2 separate regions of the Homo sapiens genome follow, and region 2 is linked to region 1. Evidence: chromatin loops called from intact Hi-C (ENCODE). Cell type or tissue: PC-9. All regions are shown on one strand.

What was found. Peaks named below come from ENCODE experiments on the same cell type or tissue, not always from the same donor. Only the 100,000 strongest peaks of a DNase experiment are listed, where the experiment ranks them.
Region 2: it touches region 1 in a loop (3-fold over the local background); 4 of 110 quality-filtered maps call a loop at or near these places.

What each region holds. Positions count from the first base shown.
Region 1 is chr1:209,263,635-209,271,634 of GRCh38, forward strand. LOC105372896 (a long non-coding RNA gene) reads right to left here and starts at 3,092. Exons shown (of 5, transcript XR_922530.4): 1 at 1,827-3,092. It also overlaps the pseudogene ATP5MC2P1. In PC-9, no CTCF peak of the experiment used is centred here; no DNase peak of the experiment used is centred here; H3K27ac peaks cover 666 bases.
Region 2 is chr1:209,432,646-209,440,645 of GRCh38, forward strand. No RefSeq gene overlaps it. Among named protein-coding and RNA genes, the nearest start is that of MIR205, 4.5 kb to the left of the region's middle. RefSeq lists enhancers at 329-926, 927-1,526, 2,125-2,722. In PC-9, CTCF peaks have their summits at 3,214 (motif pointing left) and 3,416; DNase peaks (open chromatin) are centred at 796, 1,196, 1,696 and 3,246; H3K4me3 peaks cover 2,099 bases; H3K27ac peaks cover 3,173 bases.

The DNA of each region.
Region 1 (8,000 bases):
AACTTCTATTTCAGCAAACTGTTCCTGATTTATAATTTTAATACTCGTTTTCCTTCCTTAGGGACTATTTTGTTGGATCCTCCTTTTTTTCATTATTTCTTTATATTTACTTGTCTTCTCATCCTTCATTTTCTCTCAAATAATTTTTATCTTTTCCTTTATTTCTGTTTGATTTCCTTCATTTTTCCTTTTTTATCTTTTGATTTTTCTCACTGTATTTTTCCATAGTATCTTTTTCCCATGTATTGCTACTTATTAGTCTTTATTTATAAGTGTATTTTTTAAAATAACTTTCCTGAGTTCTGTAAGTTCTCAATTCATAGCCATTGGCTATTTAACTATTTCTTCTATTTCTGGTTTATACTATTCTTTCAAAGTGTCTATTGATTTTTTAATTTATTTTCTCTCACTTTGCTATTGCATCTATGATATTATGATTTTATATACTTTATATATAAACACACGTATATAGGTTTTCATTCACCATTCCTGGATCATGACTCCGTAACTCTGGTTACAGTTTTTTTATAATCTGGGGTGCTTCATGTCTCTGGAACAGGCCTCGAGAAACAGAATCTCTCTCTTTAACCTCCTGTCCTCCTCTCACCTGCCCAAGGCAGGACTCTATCCTGATTATGGGTTAAAAGACTCTCATTCAGAGCGGGTCCTGCCCCACACCCTAAAAAAAAAGTCTGGGCAAACAGGCCTTCTGGGTTTAGATCATGCACTTTTTGCCCAATCACATGTCTACATAGTTGTCCATCATGCTTATGTTATGAAGCCACCATAAAAACCCAAAAGGACAGGGCTGAGAGAGCTTCCAGATAGCTGACACGTGGAGGTTCCTGGAGGGTGCTATGTCAGGGGAGGACGTGGAAGCTCCGCACCCCTTCCCCCGTGCCTTGCCTTATGCTTCTCTTCATCTGTATTTGCTTCTCCATGAAACAGGAAAAACACCCGGTATTTCCTTATCTATGAAACAGGGATCTTTAGTGATATACTTGTAATATACCTTATAATACACTGGTAAACTTAAGAACTTAAGTGTTTCCCTGAACTGCTTCAGCAAGTTAATCGAACCCAGAGGGGGTCGTGGGAACCCCAACTTGAAGCCATTAGGTCAGAAGTTCAGATTTGCAGCAAGGAGTGTCTGCCACAAGGGTGTGTTGGCGGGGGCAGTCTTGGGGTCTGAGCCCTCAGCCTGTGGGATCCGATGCTATCTCCAGGTAGCTAGAGTGGGAATTGAACTAGAGGTGAATTTGAGGTGAATTAGAATTGAATTACTTGGTGTCCACTGTTTGTCGGTGGGGAACCCCCCCCCCCCCCCAAAGAATTTGGCCATAGAAGTCTTCTTTTGTGTTCATTGCTGTGGCGTGAGAGCAAAGAAAAAATTTGATTCGGGTGTTTTTCCGAAACAGAATGTTATAGTTTTCATCTGCTTTGTGTCCACTTTTTCTGGTGTTATTTATTTCGTTATTACCTTTTTTTAAATAATAACTTTGAATTATTTAGACTATTTTTTTTTCTGTGTGTTCCCTGTTTAAATGAAATGGCTTTTCCTAGACTATTAAGGGACAGTTCCTGGTCAGTGGGGGCCAGGGGATGAACTAGGGTCACTCTCTCAGCTTCATCTTTTCTTGTTATTAAGAAGGACTCAAAATACATCATCCCATCCATCTCTCAGGCCTACGCCTGGCCAAGAAGGTTTCCTGCCTTCAGTTCTATGTTTCCCAGAGCTCTCCCCTTTAGACAAGTTATTTTTTTCTTACATGACTTCCCGGGATCTGACTCCTTTGGGCCCACAACCTCCTCCCCACACCGCTTACCATCTCAACTGTCCAGAGTTACTGCCCGGCTCAACGTGTCTGCTTCTGGCGGTTTTCCCCTCTGGAAAAGGATATTATTGGATATTTTGGCAATCATCCAGGGTTTGCTCTACTGCCTCACTCTCAGGTCTCTTGTGATGCTGTCTGCAGGCTCCTGCTTTCACTTGCAACTCTGAGCATATCGGAATAGTAGTTTCACAGTTATTCTCAGGCTTGTCCACACAGATTTTTATTCCAGATTAGGCCTTCTTTTAAGGGTGAGTCTTCATGGGTGATCTTGGGTTCTATAGCTTACAGGGCTTGTCAAAGGTTTGCATTGAGCCCACCACTCTCTTTTCCTGTTTCTGCCACCTCGCACCATCTGAACCCCAGTGTTTCTACCCTGCTCAGTTGCTGCCACGACTCCACAGCGGATTGCCTTTAGGTGCCATTTCTACATGTGGTTTTGACTACAGCAGTACTGTAGGGTTTAGAGATGTTTCCTATCACCTAGTATTTAAAAATATATAATCTAGGCATATTTTTACACTATTTCTAATTTTCTGTTTGGTTTTCTGGAGGAGTTTTGAAAAGATTAAGAAACTACACTGCCACCATAATCTCACTAGGACCAGAACTCAGGATCAATTTTTCTTAGAGAATGTGGAAGAATGAAGCTTCCACATATTCTTTATAAAATCTTATAATTTTAGAATGTGAGTTCTCTAAAACTCTTAAAGGTCACAGAGTCCAATACCTTCCTGTAATAGGAAAGATAATTGAGGTCCAGAGAGTGAAAAACAAGGCTCTCTCAAAGTCAGTGTAGAAAGTAGTAGAGCCAAGTATAAAATACAGCTTTCCCTTAGTCTTGGTGTTAGAAGGAACCTCAGGGCATGTGGTCCATCTTCTTACCCAGTGCAGAATTCCCCAGGAAGACAGGCAGCCAATATCCCCTTGAATATCTTAAAGGATGAGATGTCTAACTCAACCAGTTCCCCATGTGGTAAAGACAAACTTGTCTTTTCACTTTTTTCCTTTTTCAAAAGTATAAACGGAGACACACAAGGATGAATTGATGCAGGTGTTATTGCGTTTGTTCCCTGTTTCCTCTCAGTTTAGAAGCTGACTTGGAAGCACCTCTAGGTTGATTCACAGCCTGAGTTGGACACAATCTTTAAGTTCATCTAGTCTAGTGGATTCATTAGTCTATGCTTAAACATGCCTGGCAGCTCACTCTATCATCAATTGTTCAGGAGTTCTTCCTAAAGTGAGATGATGCACATGAGCGTATTTGTGGATTACACAACCTTATATAAATCTAAGATTGTCAGATTTATTATGTTGAATGGAATTTTCTCCCCTTTAACTTCTAAGCATTGTTCTTGGTTCCGCCCTCTGAAGCTATGCAGAAAAAGTCTCATTACTCTTGTACTTTGCAGTGCTTGAAACGCTGGAAGAGAGCTATGGGGCTCCTTCCTTGTGGCTAAGGCTTATCTTTTTCCATGGTTATAAACAAAGCCAGCACTTTTATTCCTCCTGTGGCATTGTCTGCAGTACTCCCAGCAATCTGTTTTTTCTCCTTTAGCACACTAAAGCTTATTAATGTTTCTCTTAAAACGCCAAAAATAAACAGAGTGGGACTCGACTTTCTTTGTCTCAGCATCACACTTACATCAGCACAGTGTAAGATTATGAGTCATTCCAGTGCTTCTTATTGTGCCTTATTTGTTTTCAGCTTGCAGTCAACTAAAAACACCTAATATTTTCTAGTGAACTTCTAGTAAAGCGGTTCTCCAACTTATTGGGCATGGGCCGTTGATATTTTTGTCCTTGATGTAGGAAAATAGCTTTGTAAGCAGCAACACAAGTCCTTTCAGAACTCCAGTGACTGACTGAATCTGGGGACCTTGAGTCTTTTGGGCATCAAGGTTTTCTCTGATATGCTCCATCCCTTTCTTGGGATTTAATTCTTCCTTGGCTATATTTGTTCTACTCCTTTTCATTTGAATATCATACTCCTAGATATACAAGTCCAAAGAAAAGTAGTGGGTGAACAATCCCCTTCTCACTCTTGGTAATAATTTCTACCACTTTCTACTACTCCCCTGGCATCACTGCTGTTTTCTTTTTACCACTGTCTGTACCAGTATATCATTGACTACCCAAGCAGGGGTGCATGCTGGTCTCATTCTCCTGTTTACTTTTTTTTTTCTTATTAATACAGTATTTATTTGTCTTTTCTCCGTCAAACCCTGAGCCAACCATGTTCCCCAGGCTGCCTGGGGAGGTATAGGAAAAGGAACACACAGGGCCCATCAGACATGGAAAAAAGAACTATGGGAGGTGGAGACGGCTCCTTCACATGGCGAAGAGGATGAGAAAGGCCACCATCAGGCAAAAGAGCCCCAAGGCCTCCCAGAGGGCAAAGCCCAGAATGGCATAGGAGAAGAGCTGTTGCTTCAGAGAAGCGTTCCTGGCATAACCAATGATGAGGCTCCCAAACACAGTCCCAATCCCAGCCCCAGAGCCAGCCACCCCAACTGTGGTAGCCCCAGCCCCAATGAATTTGGCTGCCATGTCTATGTCCCTTGAAATGGCACTAGTTTGGAAGCTGCAGCTAGGGACAAGTGAGGTAAGGGGACATGAGACTGCCAAGCTGCTGAGACTCTCATCTGCCATTGTCTCCGGTCATTTCAACACCACTGCAGATAGTGGATGGCTCAGCAGCTGTGAGGTGCTCTTGACCAAGGAGGGAGTGGAGATGAATTTGGAGCAGGCATACATTTTTACGGGGTGAGGGGCTATGGCAGGAGAGCTGCTCCCAGTGCAGAGAAGACAGACAGGACTCTCCTGTTTAAACATACAGTGGGGGGTCAGGGAGAGGGCATGATCAGGAAGACATAAAATTGGATGGTACATACAGACCCTCTTTAAGAGGCAGATATCTGCTGTCAGTACCTCTTGACATACATTCCCCGCCCACTCATTATCCAGGACAACACCTTTATATCTTCTAATCCCTGTATTTCCTTATCTATGAAACAGGGATCTTCAGTGATAACCTACCTTTCCTTTGTAGGATAACCTACATTCCCTTAGGACATTCCTAATAATATAAATTATTCTTTCTCACTGCCCTATTTACTATGCAGACCTTATCTATTGAGGCTGTATGCTAAAGAAGACCCTTATGGTGCTAAGGAGTACACCCTGGGGCCAAGAATTCGAAAGCCTTCACCCTAGTGTGAGTTGTCAAGTGCTGGCTGGCCAGTTTCTGTAAAGGAGCCACTAAACCACTAATGAGAGCCTCAAAAATAAACATACCACAAAACAAACACATGGAGAGAAAAGGTTAAGTTAACTTGTAAGTACTTTCCTATCATTTTTCCTGATCATGCCCAAATACTGGTCATAGGATTTCCTTTTATGTTGATAAGGGAGAATGGAGGCTGTGAAGAGGAAGTAGGACTCAAAGATGAGAACAAGGGTGAAGCATAAACTGGTCTATGAGCTGGGATTCAGACGGCATATATCCCACTTCCAAAATTGTGGTGAACACCATGAGGTCAATAAACATTACCGAGAGAGAGATGTATTTTCATATTTATTCACTACTGAATGAATATAAATGAATATATACATATACTTCTGTATACTTTTGTACATCCACCTACTCATATGCCAGTCTGAAAGACAGAATATTCCCATTACCCATCATGGAATTCCTCTGTGTGCCCATCACCACTCTCATCTACTTCCCTATTCTCTTAGAACCTGTTTTTTCTGTTTATTGATCTTCTGTTTTTCTTTATTGTTTTATGGCATACATTTTTATTTCTAAACAGTATATTATTTAGTCTTGCATGTTTTTTAACTTTATGTAAGTGGAATTACACTGTGTATTTCTTTGCCTTGCTTTTTTGTTTGTTTGTTCAATTTCATATTCCTGAGATTCATCTATGTTGCTGTAAATTGCTATAGTTCATTTGTTTCTACTGGTATATAGTATCCCATTTATTCAGCAATATATTATCCATTCTATTTGGATTGTTTCTAGTATTTTTATTTTTATCACAAAGAATGCTAGGATTAACATTCCTATGTATGTCTCCTTATGGTATGGACCAGAGTTTCTCTAGGTGTATATCATGGAATAGAGTTGCTAGGTCAAAAGCTATATGTATTCTTAAGTAAACTGGATAATTCTAAGTTAAAAAAAACTGGCACCAATTTTCATTTTTACATACTGTGTATAAGAGTTCTGATTGAAGTCACATCCTTGCCAAACCTGAAGTAGTCAAACTTTTAAATTTTTGCCAATCTATTGAATATGAAATATTTCCTTATGGTTTCAATTAGCATTTACCCACTAATGAGGTTGAATGTTTTGTTTTATGGTTTTCTTCATTTCTTGTTCTTTATCTTTATCTTCTTGTAGTTTATTCATTTTTATGGATGTTTGGGTAGTTCTTGATACTTTTTTTAATAGATTCTATATACTAATTATTTGACAATTATATGTGTAACAGAACTTTCACTCAATTTGTATGTTGTATCCTTAACAATTTTTATTTCCCTTTGAAAAATCAAACTCCTTAATTTGAATCTAGTTTCACTGGGTGTTTTTTCTATGCATGAGATAATATATCTCCCCAGTCTGTCCCTTTCCTTTTTATTTATGTAACAGTTAATTCAATGAGCAAATGTTTTTAATTTTGATATCTGATTTATTAGTTATTTCCTTTTGTAATCATTGTTTTCAATATTTAAGAATTTTTTTTTTTTTTTTTGAGATGAAGCCTAGCTCTGTTGCCCATGCTGGAGTGCAGTGGCGCGATCTCAGCTCACTGCAACCTCCGCCTCCCAGGTTCAAGCGATTCTCCTGCCTCAGCCTCCCGAGTAGCTGGGATTACAGGTGTGCACAACCATGCCCAGCTGATTTTTGAATTTTTTAATAGAGATGGGGATTCACTGTGTTGGCCAGGCTGGTCTCAAACTCCTGACCTCGTGATCCACCTGCCTCAGCCTCCCAAAGTGCTGGGACTACAAGCGTGAGCCACCATGCCTGGCTAGAAATTGTTTAACTTCAGAAAATATCTTCCTATTTTTTTCAAAAATCTTTACATTTTAGCTTTTAAATTTACATCTATTTGTTATTTGTTTTGTATGGTGAGGTAAGTGTTTGGAGTTCATTTGTTTCCCCATGTAGATATTCAGTTGACTGAGCACAATAGTTGAAAATACTCTTTTTTTTTTTTGGTAAGGTGGAGTCTCGCTTTGTCACCCAGGCTGGAGTGCAGTGGCATGATTTCGGCTCACTGCAACCTCCACCTCCTCGGTTCAAGCAATTCTTCTGCCTCAGCCTCTTGAGTAGCTGGGATTACAGGCATGTGGAGGCACATGCCACCATGCCCAGGTAATTTTTGTATTTGTAGTAGAAATGGGGGTTTCACCATGTTGGCCAGGCTGGTCTCGAACTCCTGACCTCAAGTGATCCACCTGCCTTGACCTCCTAAAGTGCTGGGATTATAGGCATGAGCCACTGCACAGGGCCAAAAAACTTTTTTCTATTGAATTACTTCAGTGTCTTTATGAAAAATCAGTTGACTGTATCATTGTGGGTTTATTTTGAATTATCTATTTTGTTTTGGTAGTTTTCAACCAATATGTCTTCAAACATTTTTTTTCTGCCCCATTCTCTGTCTCTTCTTTTGGGTCTCCAATTACACATATATTAAACTGCTTAATATTGTTACATGGGTTTCTAAAGCTTTGTTTCTTTTTATTCAATATTTTCCTCTCCATTTCTCAGCTTGTATAATTTCTAACGTTCTAGTTTTATGTTTATTGACTTTCCTCTACCACCTTCAATCTGCTATTAAACCCATTTAGTGACTTTTTCATTTTATAGTATTTTTCCTCTCTAAAATTTTCATTTTGTTCTCTTTTATAGGTTTTATTTCTCTAATTATATGCCCCATCTGCTCATTATGAATATATCTTCCTCTAAGTCCTTAAACATATTCATAATAGCTGCTTTAAAGTCTCTGTCTTCTAATTGCAACATCTGCATCATCTTGGAGTTGGGGTCTTTTGAGTTATTTTAATCTTCGTTATTGGTCACATTTTTCTATTTCTTGCACATGTGTATTGATAATTGATCAATACTGGACATTATAAAAATTTATGTATAGA
Region 2 (8,000 bases), 170 kb after region 1:
ATTGACACTGGCTTCCTCTCTCTTTAGGGTCCCCAGGCAGGTGGCTGGGACACTATTTGCAATCAGCAAGGAACCCTGCTGCCCTTAGACTCCCCACAGAGCAAGCAGAACTTGCAGAATGGGGTAAAAACACTCTATTAAAGATTTTTTAAACCTATTTATATTGTAATAAAGTAAATGTAAATAAAATTTAAGTGAAGGCAGATTGCAGATATTTCCGATGCTATACAAGATATATCTCATAGTATGGGTGTAGATTCTGCAAAGGTTAATGCAGTTAAACATATTTGACACATAAAAATGTCAGATCCAACATTAATCATTCACCAATTGTAATTGCCTTTCTATGGGTCTCTTCTCCCCAAGACATAGCTTAAAACACCAGGCTCGGTAGAAATCTGGGAGGAAAAAAGCAAATAATACCTCTCAGCTGTCAGGGTCTATGATACGCTTTGATAGATTTAGCACTGATTTCATTCTCTTTACAATTCAGTGTGATTGGGTGTGCGTGTGTGTGTGTGTGTGTGTGTGTGTGTGTGTGTGTGTTACTCCATGTTTCTCCTTTTTAAGGAAGGAGAAGGTGTGGAACAAGAGAAAGTTCCTAAGTCTGAAGGAAGTCCAACCCAGTTATGAAGGGAATGCCATCCACAAGCCTTTTTTATAATTGGCCCCTGCCTCAGGTAAAGGGGTCTCCTTTAAGGAGCCAGTCTGGCTAAATTGGCAGATTCTGAACAAAGCCTGGCCCTGACAAGTCTTCAGAAAAACCGGTTTTCACCTCCAGAATGTGCCCCAGGCAGCAAAATACAATAGCTCTCCTTGGCTGAGTGGTGTTTTTCTTAGGAGCTCACTCTAAAGGAGATTCCAGCTTTGCAGATGGATACCGATCACTTGAATGGCCAAGCCCTGCCCCCCAGCCAGTGACCTCTGAGGGGGATAGGTCTCTTCACCTTCCCCCAACCCTTCCCTGGTTTTTGACCCCTGAGGGTCCCAGATTGCCAGCAGGAACTAAAAGGAATAAACCTTTCTCCAAAATATTTTTCTGTGTCAAGTTAATACAGATTTAAAACCTAGTTTCTGTCACCCCCACCCCTTCATTCCAAGACCCACAGGCAACAAAAGGATGAAGAAGCCAAGCCACAGGCATTTTTTAAAAACATGTTTACTCATAAAAATTGCGTAGCAAATCCAACTGTGGGGTGCTGTTTGTCCAGCAAACTCCTAGTTAACCAGCAAACACCTCCCATTCAAGGTCTGAAACAAGCCCTGAGATCAGAACAAAAAGCACACGACAGACACGATGTGGCACTTTTATTTGCAGCTTGGTTTGAGCCCTATGACCTGGAATCTTTTTATAGGAGATAAGTGCTTGTGTATTTATGTGCCACCTGGCCCAGGTGGAGGCAGGAACCAAAATGGCCAACAATGGTGACCAGAGGGTAGACTGTCAAACACTAGCCAGGGCACAATGCTGTGACTACAAAAGGTTCTACCTGATGTGCTGTTGGGTTCCCCCACACCCAAAGTCCCATGCAAATGCTATCTTCACAAGAGAGGCACAGGGCTTGGTATTTCTGGCACCAAGGTCTGAACTGCCCACTTCCTCCCACCAATGCAGCACAGATTGCTTATTCCCTCTTGCAGAAAAAGAAAGCCCCAAGCCTGGCCCAGAGCAGCTTGCCAGGGAAGCCAGTGTGTGCCCAGAGCTGGAGCAAGCTGCTCATCCATCTTCTATGTCCAACCCCCACTCTTTTATGTCTCATGTCTTCATTGCAAAGCATGACTCGCCAAAAACACAACACAGAGAAAATGGTTTCATCAAAATTCCCTTGCAACAACAACAACAACAAAATAATATTACCCTGCTTTCATTATTCACAATCTTTTATTGAGGCAAAAGGCAAATATCATTGAGCCAAACCTGGATAGACAAATATATACAACCACTGGTAATTTAATATTTTGTGCTAATGGTATACACTGTAGATACAACCCAAGAGGAGTAAATTACAATCCTATCAATAATATATCGCATCCGGGCTCCAGTTTCCCAGTACACGAGAAAATGTGTATTGGCAAAGGCTCTCCAAATATTAAAAGCCATGCATATAATGAGGCAGTGGGTACAGAAGCTAGAAACTCCCACAGGACTGTGCTGTGGTCTTTGTTATCAAGGCCCTTCGGGAGGAAATAGCCCACATCAAAGCTCCAAAACCTGATGCTAAATGCAGACATCCCATTCACATTCTCAGCCGATCTCTAGGTGAAACTTCAATCACAGAATAACCTATAATCAGGGCACCAGTTTGCAGACCGCTTGGAGCACTGCCCCAATTTGGACACCTCAGGTCTATGGTAGATGCCCAGGTTCTGCTGGGGTGACCTGTGGTGATGGACAAGGGACTCCAGAGAGTCCCAGTACAGCTGGCAATATCTGAGAGACCATGTGGCTTTGGAGCAGCCTCCCCAACTTGTATGTGATCCTCCAAAAGAAAAGTGGGAGGAAAAAAAGGCAAGTACTGATGACAGGCAAGGAGCCAACGAACTGCAAAGGGAGACAGATTTACTTTGAAATTTAAAATGCCCCACTTACTAAATTTTTGTCAGTGGATCCAAATTCCCTTACTCCCCACTGCAAGAGAAGCAAATGACAGTCTTACCTAAGAGCAGAGAGGAAATATTTCTACCACAGTAACACTAGTAATCTGGACAAATAAGGTTAATGTGGGCAAGAGGGCTAGTTAGTGCCACAGTCACATGCTGGTACTCCCTTGATTCAGGGGATATTTGAGGAAACTTACAAGGCAGAAGGGGCAGTCTCTTTCTTGTCTCTTTTTCACTCAGCCCCTGGAAGAAAAAGGAGAGGCCGAGGAGGGAAGGGAGGCTGTCAGGGTCTCTCAGGCAAAAGGAACAGGAGGCAGACAGCAGCCCCAACCTCAAGCTCAGAGATGAAAAGCCCTGGCCAGACACCAGTTCATTAGTGGAAATAAAAGCTTCCTAAATTGCAGGGAACTGGCTGGGCTTTCTGGAGAGACACCTACACATCAAAGAAAAATAATGTGAAAAATTCTCTTTGTCTGGGGACAAGAAGCAGCATCTGGGAGTCTCGTCATAGCCTCCCTCCCTCCTCCCCACAATCTCTCCACCATCCGCCTTCAAATCCTGGGAACCTTTTGGAGGGGTGAAGATGGCCATTTTTCCTGCTGCCTGTCAGATAGCAGGGACCGGTGGGACACCTGGTGGGCAGTGGGGGAAATACAGCCACATTGGACCTCAACGTCACTACCCAGGTCTAGAGAGACCTGTGTATTCTGAGATCATGGGAAAAAACAAGGAAGGCATCTTTCTAGGGGATGTGACATTGAAGTGGACTTTAAATGTAGTAGCAATTGACTTAAATTTCTGCTATTTTCAATTGTGTTTGGGAAGAGATGGGTGGCTCAGAATAAATATAAATAAATAGAATCCATAGATAAACAAATACACACTATAATGTTTAATGCAATTCCCACATTATTTAAACTTTACTTAAAGTCGCATTGAAAATAGACACTATCCCAGTGGACTCACCAAGCCAAACACCTGGAAGAAGTTCCCTGAAGATAATCCATAGACGAGAAACTCTCACCAAAGATAATGGAACATTGACTGCTCAAGGAGAATACTGAGGAATTTCTTATTTGCACCCAAGAGGTTGCCAAGAGCAGCCCAAAGCTTCTGAGTCAGCATGTGAAGTGGTTAAGAGGGGATCAAATTAGATCTGCTGCCAATTTGATATGGCTGTGGGACTTTGGGCCAGCCACTTAACCTCTCTAAGACCCAATTTCCTTATCTGTCAAATAGAAATAATGATAATAATAGCAAGTACTTACTAAGAGCCAGACACTGCATGCTTTGTGTATATTAAATCATTTAATGTCTCCAGCCATTTTAAGGTATGACTGATATTTCTGTTTTATGGAGGAGAGAGGGTAAGGGACCAGCCCAAGATCACATAGCCTGCGAGTGGCAAAGCTAAGATCCAACCTGGGCTCCCTGACTCTGGAGTTCACACTTGGAGCTACTACTCTATCCGATCTCTTAATGATAGCATGAGAATTAGGTAAGATAATGCATGCAAACATGTTAGCAAGTGCCTAGGCCTAGTAAATTTCTTGCACTCAAAAATATTATTGATGATGGTAATCTCAGTATCAAGTAAAAGTATCTTCGAGAAGCTTGTCTAGTGCCCACTCAGCTGGAATAAGTAAGCATAGGCACACCTTTGGCTGCCAGAAATCCAGCATTAAACTTACTGTGCCATTTAGTCACACCTTCAGGCCAACCTTAACTTTTATCACAATTATCTCCTCCTCCCATCACCTTCCTTTTAGGAGAGTTTTCATTGCTTTGTTTACCTTTACATTTAGTATATGTATCATACTGTAGGAGCCTTGAGAGTTTTCTTTTTTAAAATTGTCATAAGATCAATGAGAAAGATACAACAATTTTTCCAGGGTAAGTGCCATTTCAAATTTTTACTTTATTTTTCTGAAGGCAGGTGAAAAGTACTGGTGAGAAAGAAGCTGGTGAAGAGCTAATAAAGAAAAAAAAAGTTGGTTTTTTGTTTGTTTGTTTTGTTTTTGTTTTTTGTTTTCTTTTTTGAGATGGAGTCTCACCCTGTCATCCAGGCTGGAGTACAGTGGCATGATCTCGGCTCACGGCAACCTCCTACTCCTGGGTTCAAGCGATTCTCCTGTCTCAGCCTCCCAAGTAGCTGGGACTACAGGCATACACCATCATGCCCGGCTAATTTTTGTATTTTTAGTAGAGATGGGGTTTGGCCATGTTGGCCAGGCTGGTCTCGGACTCCTGATCTCAGGTGATCTGCCTGCCTTGGCCTCCCAAAGCGCTGGGATTACAGGTGTGAGCCACTGTGCCTGGCCAAAAAGAAAATTCTGAGCACATAAGAAAGTAGAAGAATCAATAGAAATCAAGCAAGAAATAGCAAACCAGTGATCAGGGAGGAGGATGCAATCATGTTGCTGTGGCGTGGGCACTGAGCTTAGCAATGGAGAAGCAGCTTCTTGATGAAGCCCCATCCTGTGGGTTCCATCAAAGAAATTTCCAAAGTTGAGGCAGCTCTGACACCAGGAGTGTCATCCCCAGACTGGAGGTCACTCCCCAAGACCTTTCAGAGATGAGACTGGGGACCGTTATGTCACCTGGACCCCTTGGACACCTGGCTTCATATTACCACTCCCTCCTTTAAGTATCCAGCTAATTTTAAAGTATGAAGTTCTTGGCTGGAGAACACTCACCTGGCAAAGTTGCCAACATGAGGGAGATCCTCACCTGAAAATAGACAAAAAGCAGGCCAAAGGAGAAACTAAGACATTTTACGGAATGAGTTCCTTTTGTCTCATTACCTTACCCTGTGACCATCTGCCTTCTAAGAAGGAAGAAAGCCTTGAACAAAGAAAGTGTCCCTTTTAATAACAGAACCATATAAATTACATTTCATTACTATGCCATTATGGCACATTGCATTATAATCCAACTGTTAAAGGCCTCACCTCAGAAGCCCACATCATTCCACTTTGCCCTCCTGAACGCCTGGCTTTTAGCTGAGTCAATTTATCTACTGCAATTAGATCCAGGCTCCCTCCTTCCTGAGTCAAGTCCTTCCCAGCAATGGCAGCAACTTTCCTATGCCCCTCCACGGGGGCTCTATTTAACATTTCTTGCCACTCAGAGCTAATTTTGAAAGTTGCTATGGATTCATTAATCAATGACGTTTTTTTTTTTTTTAACTTTAATATGCTTACAATTTACCTGAGAATCTTGTAAAAATGCAGATTCTGATTCAGCACATGTGGGATGGGGCCTTAGATTCAGCCCTTATCACCAGCTCCCAGGTGATGTTACTGTGATGCCTGGATCACACTGTGAATAGCAAAGGCTTAGGGGGCTCAAGGTTCAAAACCCGGTTCTCCTACACTATTCCTCTCAGTTTAGCAGGAGGCCCAGACTCATGTCTCATCTTGGTGTCTCTCCTTTTCCTTTGGCTTCTCTTTCAAGTCACTGGTGTCTTAGCCAATCTGGGGAGACGGGAGAGGCCCAGAGAAGGCCACAGGAGGGTATGCTTGGCTTGTCACAGCAGCAAAGGCTCTGACAAATGATGAAGAAGATGGGGCCTTTTCTGAATGTGGAAATGGCCGGGTGATCCCTATTCAGGAAACACCAGTGGTTTAGAATAGTAAAAGTGCCCTAACACCTAATATGTGAGGTAGGTTACTGAGAAATGAAACGTTTGTGACCCAGAAACTAAGATAAAGCAACTTCAAGTAGTTCGACAAGTGACAACCAACCTGGAGCAAGTAACCATGAGTACACTTTCGCCGCCAGAAAATCCAGACCTAAACTTAGTGGGCAATTTTCAAGATTTAAGAAGAAAGGAGTTAAGTAATTTACCAAAAGTCAAGATTCTGGGCCAGGCCTTAAACTGACCCAATTTCTTCTGCCTCTTAGTCTAGTGTTGTTTCTAACAAGTCACTTTATTGCTGTGCTGAGAAGCTACTCCTCTCTCATTAACTTTACCATGTAGATTTATCATCACTCTAAAACTCAGTGCTTCCGTTCTTTTTTTTTTTTTTTTTTTTTTTTTGGGAATGGAATCTGTAGAGCTGAAAAAATTTAAAAATTAAATATTGAATATAAATATGTTTTTAAAGGATAGTTATAATGTTTAGCTACTTTTCTTTTCCAGTGTTTACTGGAGAAACAAACTCCATCAATAAATGAACATGCCAAGCAGTGATGTCGGATCAGAAAGTCAGTGACTGGGTGGGAAGAACTTAAGCTGAAGCAGGATAGATCTAGGTTCAAATCCAGTGTCTGTGGCCTTCAGCAAAACAGTAAATCTGTGCTTCAGTTTGTAAAATGTTACAAGGCAAAACAAAGTCCCTACCTTTCACCTTTCAAAGTCATTTCACATACAAAAAGTACTTCATGAATGATAAATATGAAAATAATTATTTTTATGTATCTCAATTGTAGTAGGATACTGAAGAGGATCAGAACATGCCATCTCAAATATACCAACTTGGCAAGAGAATTATTTTGACTTGAAGGCAAGTGAGAAGAAGCAGACATAGGAAAAGTTATTTTTCTCTCCCCTTAACTGCCTAAGAACAACATAAATTTTTTCGTTTGTAAAGGTAACATAAATTTCCAGTTGTAAGTGTGCCTCCCTGTGTTGTACCAGAAAGATAACTGTTCTAGCGGCAACACTTATTACCTGAGATGACTTATCGGACCTCATTACACAACTCTTAATTACCATACATTTTTCTAAACATCTTCCCACAACTTACCCCCACCACAGGAGCCCAAACTCCTTTTCCCTTGTCTAACTTTTTCTCCACATTTTATCACCCTTTGTTAAGATAGTATATAAGTTCTGAATTCTAATCTCCTTCTTTCACATTTCTTTATGAACTTCTGTGCATACCTACCCAATTAAGTGTTTTCTTCTTCTGTTAATCTGCTATTAATTAGTTTGACTTGTGGGCCCCAGCCAATGAACCTAAAAGGGTAGAGGAAGGATTATTTTCCCCCTACTAAACAGAGAAAAGAAAAGACAGGAGGACAAGGAGGGCTGAGGCAAGGCTATGAGGTCATAGCCATAAGGAAATTACAAGACACAGAAGGACTAGATGTTAACAAAGTAGAGGTCTAAAATAAAATGTTCAGGCTGAGCACAGTGATTCATGCCTGTAATCCCAGCACTTTGGGAGGCTGAGGCAGGCAGATCACCTGAGGTCAGGAGTTCAAGATCAGCCTGGTCAACATGGCAAAACCCTGTCTCTACTAAAAATACAAAAATTACCTGGGCATGGTGGTGCATGCCTGTAGTCCCAGCTACTAGGGGGGCTGAGGTGGGAGAACCACTTGAATCGGGGAGGCGGAGGTTGCAGTGAGCTGAGATCACACTATTGCACTCTAGCCTGGGGGACAGAGTG